Regions from separate parts of the Homo sapiens genome. Here region 1 is linked to region 2. The links are chromatin contacts, found by Hi-C in ENCODE. All regions are on one chromosome and are shown on one strand. Each heading gives the region's core, a stretch centred on a gene start or an enhancer-like site at or near the end of the contact. The rest is flanking DNA. Distances are from core to core; before and after follow the strand shown. Region 1 has its middle 90 kb from the start of PLG. Region 2 overlaps PLG (plasminogen).

Evidence for each region. A loop is a pair of places that touch in the nucleus more often than their neighbours do. Pooled maps may share reads with other maps.
Region 1: a loop to region 2 is called in a map with no recorded cell type, with 10 times the contacts of the local background. The contact joins two enhancer-like sites. A Hi-C loop is called at or near these places in 20 of 37 single-sample maps with no recorded cell type and 6 of 50 pooled maps.

What each region holds. Positions count from the first base shown.
Region 1 is chr6:160,790,691-160,793,401 of GRCh38, reverse strand. It overlaps the pseudogene LOC107986665. Among named protein-coding and RNA genes, the nearest start is that of PLG, 90 kb to the right of the region's middle. Within about 2 kb of position 1,306, at least 4 of the 41 ENCODE cell types and tissues checked have a DNase peak (open chromatin) inside an H3K27ac peak, as active enhancers do.
Region 2 is chr6:160,740,995-160,743,774 of GRCh38, reverse strand. PLG (plasminogen) reads right to left here. Exons shown (of 19, transcript NM_000301.5): 17 at 2,358-2,464. Among named protein-coding and RNA genes, the nearest start is that of PLG, 40 kb to the right of the region's middle. RefSeq lists an enhancer at 1,348-1,417. Within about 2 kb of position 1,439, at least 2 of the 41 ENCODE cell types and tissues checked have a DNase peak (open chromatin) inside an H3K27ac peak, as active enhancers do.

The DNA.
Region 1 (2,711 bases), core at 57-2,556, 50 kb before region 2:
GCTTAGCCATCTCTTTGATGGTGTCCTCAGTGTAATTTATGAATTATTGCTGATTGTAATAGATATAGTTTATTTAGTCTACTTTTTTTTAATACTTACCAGAATAACATGCATTTAAATTCTGCAGCTGTTTCATTTTGTGCTTTAAACTTATTTGGCACTTCTCACAGGACCTTAATAGCATTTATGTAAACCTGAGGATTAAAAGACTTATAAAGAGTTTTTCTTGGCCTGTGGTGTTTTGTTTTTACCTTTTTAGATTGATGAAATGCCAGGGTGAAGGGGATAGCCAATTGGATTAGAGCACAAGTACTGCTCCAATTATTTGGCAGAGTGTCCAGTAAAGGTCTTCCACAGTACCACCATAAATGTGTGTGGGGAGGACGGATGGGCAAGCTCTTGGAAAGGCTTAAGCTCCTTGCATCCTTTTATGCTTCCAAGGAACACTAAATTTTACCCCTGCCGTGAGAGGCATGAAGTAAACTTGGCATTCAGAAGTGGAAGCTGGATTGCCCTCAGGGGTTGACCCGCAGGGTGTTGAATTTCAGGATATAGCAGAGAGAGCTCAGTATGTTGGATTATCCCAAGCTGTGGGATTTTGAAAAACAGCCACCATACAGTCCATATCTGGTCGACAAGGAGACCATCGGAGTGGAAAGGGGATAATCTGGGCCTCAGGCCTACGGTGTGTACAAGTATAATAATCGCTTTTATTTAAAGTGCGAATGGATTATTTAGTCCATTTCAGCCAGGCATTTGCATCTTGATATTTTGTCTTGATGGCTAAGGTCTGTTTTAGATCTCTTATTTTTACAATAGACACCCTAGCTTTATTAGATGTAGGAGCAACTGTTGTGGGATCTAGATCTGAGGCTACCGAAGAAGGGGAAGATGGCGGAATAATATATATTTTTAAAATACCTGGGGTCGGGGAGTCTTTTCTATTTATGTCAATTCTTATACCATAGAAGTGACTAAGGGCAGGTCTAGAGTTAGTTAAGGTGGAAGGGGTGATAAAGAGAAGGACAGGGTTATATAGATAAGGCTGACAGTTAGAAGGGGTAGTCCTTTTAGTGAAATAGATGAGGGGTTTTAGATCTGCAGAAACCTTTTCGTGGAAATCCAGCTTTGCTCCTGGGTAGTTTAAGGGATGTAGTCCCATTTACTACAAGGTTGCCAGGCGGTAGGAGCAGAAGATCAGCGTCTTGGCTGCAGGTCATTACAACAATGAGTGCTAGGGGTAACTGTGTCAACTAGAGTGCTGGGGCATAAATATTTGTGTGAAAAGGCTAGTTGTTGTTGATCTTTTACATTTCCTCAAGGTATGACAGAGCAAGTATTAAAGGCAATAGGTGAGTCAGACTTAGGTGAGTCAGACTTAGTTATATTATTAATAAAGGAGCTAGTAACAGAATAAGGAAAGGAAAGGAAGAAATATAGAACGTATATGAAAATTAATCTTTCTTTAACGTTAACTTAGTAGGGCTTGATCTTAGTACAGTAACCCATGATTCTGAGAGGAAGATGTTTTCTTGACTTGAGTATGGTGGGTCCAATTTTTTTTTTTTCTCAGCTGTGCAGATGGCAGTCTCAGTGGTTAACAGCATAAAATAGGGTTCTTCCCAGGCTGGCTTGAGTTTCTTCTTTCTAGCTTTTGATGAGGACGTGGTTTGCAGGCTGGTGCTGATGTACGGGAAATTCTAGGGGTGGTACCTGTGCTGAAAGACTTCTAGTTTCGAGGGAAGGGAAAGTGGAAGATAAATTAAGTATATAATTTCTGCTGCATATACTGGGGCTTGAGGCCTCATGGTGATGCCTACTGCTCCATTCCTGCTCAGCACCACCCAGGGGACTCTGTGGCCCTGCCCCGTCTTAATGTCTTGGCCTTCTTGTGGCCTTTACCGCCCCTGCGCATTGTGGCCTTGGGGATGAGGGGCCTTGTGACTTACCTGGCTGCCTTCAGGCCTTAAGAAAGCTAAACACCATTTTATGTTTGGCAATGTTTTTGTATGATTTTATACTAGATAAGTTAAATTTTACCTTTATATTAATGTGCTATTAATGTTAAACTTAATTATAATAAAATCTTGTAGACATTATCCAGTTTTAATGTCTGACTATAAGGTAAAACTTTTATAGACTTTTTTTAACTTTTTGTAATTTTTGTTAAAGAGCAGTTTAGTGCTTTAAGAAAAATATATTGTGCTTTTATTTTAATGTCCAGTTCACAGAAAAACTGGATGATACCCATTTAACTTTAGCCAATATGTTTACACACAGAATTTCCTTTACAATTAACATTTTAAAACTTGCTTAAACCTTTAAAACAAAATTTTTTTTAAACTTTAATGTAGGTAAAAATCCATATTCTTATGCCTCCTTATAATCCTGTTATTAAAAGTATATTTTATTTTTCTTACATACCTTGTACATAAACTATTTTTTAATAATTTATATTCAGGAGGTGTAATTACTTTTAAATTATACAATATTTCTTGCATAAATTCCCTTTTATAGTTTTTCTTATGACTTTCACAGACAATCTTCAACATGTCTTAACTTTCTGCATTCTTTTTACACTATTTCTTTTCCTAGTTTCACCCTCTGTGTCTTTCTTTGATTTCTGTCTCTTCTGGTTTCTCTCTTACTTACTCTTTCCCTCTATTTCTCTCTCTCTCATTTGCACTCTATTTTCCTCTCTCTCTCTGTCA
Region 2 (2,780 bases), core at 190-2,689:
AAATGGGCAAAAGCTGGAAGCATTCCCCTTGAAAACTGGCACAAGATAAGGATGCCCTCTTTCACCACTCCTATTCAACATAGTATTGGAAGCCCTGGTCAGAGCAATCAGGCAAGAGAAAGAAATAAAGGGCATCCAGATAGGAAGAGAGGAAATCAAACGATCCCTGTTGGCAGATGACATGACTCTATGTCTAGAAAACCCCATAGTCTCAGCCCAAAAGCTCCTTCAGCTGATAATCAACTCCAGCAAAGTTTCAGGATATAAAATCAATGTACAAAAATCACTAGCATCCCTTTACACCAACAACAGCCAAGCCCAGAGGCAAATCAGGAACACAGTCCCATTCACAAATGCCACAAAAAGAATAAAATATGTAAGAATACAGCTAACCAGAGAGGTAAAGATCTCTACAATAAGAATTACAAAACACTGCTCAAAGAAATCAGAGATGACACAAATGAATGGAAAAACATCCCATGCTCATGGATTGGAAGAATCAATATCATTAAAATGGCCATACTGCCCAAAGTAATTTACAGATTCATTGCTATTCCTATCAAACTGCCAATGATATTCTTCACAGCACTATTAAAAAACTACTTCAAAAATTTATATATAACCAAAAAGGAGCCAGAATAGCCAAGGCAATCCTAAACAAAAAGAACAAAGCTGGAGACATCACATTACCTGGCTTCAAACTATACTTCAGGGCTACAGTAACAAAAACAGCATGGTACTGGTAAAAAAAAAAAAAAAAAAAGACACGTAGACCAGTGGAACAGAATAGAGAGCCCAGAAATAAGGCCACACACCTACAGACATCTGATTTTTAACAAAGCTGACAAAAACAAGCAATGGGAAAATAACTCCCTATTCAATAAATGGTGCTGGGGTAACTGGCTAGCCATATGTAGAAGATGGAAACTGGACCCCTTTCCTTACACCATATACAGAAATCAACTCAAGATGGATTAAAGACTTAAATGTAAAATCCAAAAGTACAAAAATCCTGGAAGACAACCTAGGTAACACCATCCTGGACATAGGAACGGGCAAAAATTTCATGAAGATGCCAAAAGCAATCTCAACAAAGGCAAAAATTGACAAATGGGATCTAATTAAACTTAAGAGCTTCTGGACAGAAAAAGAAACTCTCAAGGGAGTAAAGGGAAAACCTAGAGAACAGGAGAAAATATTTGCAAACTATGCACCTGAAAAAGGTCTAATATCCAGCATCTATGAGGAACTTAAACAAATTTACAAGAAAAAAAAAACCCCATTAAAAAATGGACAGGGGACACTAACACACTTTTCTAAAGAAGACATGCCTGTGGCCAACAAACATATGAAAAAAAGCTCAATATCACTGATCGTTAGAGAAATGCAAATCAAAACCACAATGAAAAATCATCTCACACCAGCCAGAATGGCTTCCTAAAAAGTCAAAAAATAACAGATGCTGGCAAGGTTGCAGAGAAAAGAGAACACTAACAGCTGGTGGGACTGTAAATTAGTTCATCCACTGTAGAAAGCAGTATGGTGATTCTCAAAGAGCTAAAAGCAGAACTAACTTTCAACCCAGCAATCCTACTACTGGCGATATACCTAGAGGAATATAAATCATTCTACCCTAAAGACACATGCACATGAATGTTCATTGCAGCACTATTCACAGTAGCAAAGACATGGAATCACCTATATGACCATCAATGACACATTGGATGAAGAATATGTGGTACATATACACCATGGAATACTGTTTAGCCATAAGAAAGAATGAGGTAATATCTTTTACAGGAACATGAATGGAGCTGGAGGCCGTTATTCTTAGAAAACTAACACAGGAACAGAAAACCAAATACCACATGTTCACAGTTATAAGTGGGAGCTAAGTGATGAGAACTCATGGACACAAAGAAGAGAGCAACAGACACTGGGGCCTACTTGAGGGAGAAGAGTGGGAGGAGGGAGAGGAGCAGGAAATACTAAGAATTGGGTACTAGGGTTAGTACCTAGGTGACAAAATAATCTGCATGACAAACCACTGTTTACATATACAAGAAACTTGCACATGTACCCCTGAACCTAAAATAAAAGTTAAAAATTAATTAATTGAAATAAAAATGTTCTGAAAACAGAGAGAGAGAGAGAGACTCAAAGACACAGTTTTCCTCCCTTTGATCATGTGCCTTGAAGACTGATTAAGACATAGACAGGTGCCCAGGCAAAATCAGGAGTGGGGTGGACCACATTCATGGATAGGAATTTGCACAGCTTTCTCCAAAATGATCATTTTGTCACATGGACTGTAGGTCAAAACCAATTCGTTATGTGGGCAATGGAATTTATCTCACCTTGGGTTTCTCCCCAGCCAGTGATGAAACATTCGGTCCGGTCAGCGACCACATAATTTGGGGATGGCAGACAAGCTGGGATTACTTTGTCAGTGATGACGGCAGGACTGAAAGAAAAGCATCAGCAGTTATGTTTGACTGCTCTGCTCGCAGCTGCAGTACCCACAACCAGTCATCCCTGTCTTGAGGCCCCAGAGCCCTCTGAACTGGCACTGCCTTGCTTCACTGACACAGAGCAACGTAGAACACAGAGTTTCACCCTCACATTTGCCTGTGGTTGTCTATGGACTATGCAGATGTAAGGTTTCATTTGAAAGGCATCAGTTGCATGCAAGATACTGCTGGTGGCCTTCACCTTTGAAAGTAGGGATGACAAAGGCGCACTTCTCATGTATATTCTGTGCACAACTGGAATCTCATGCT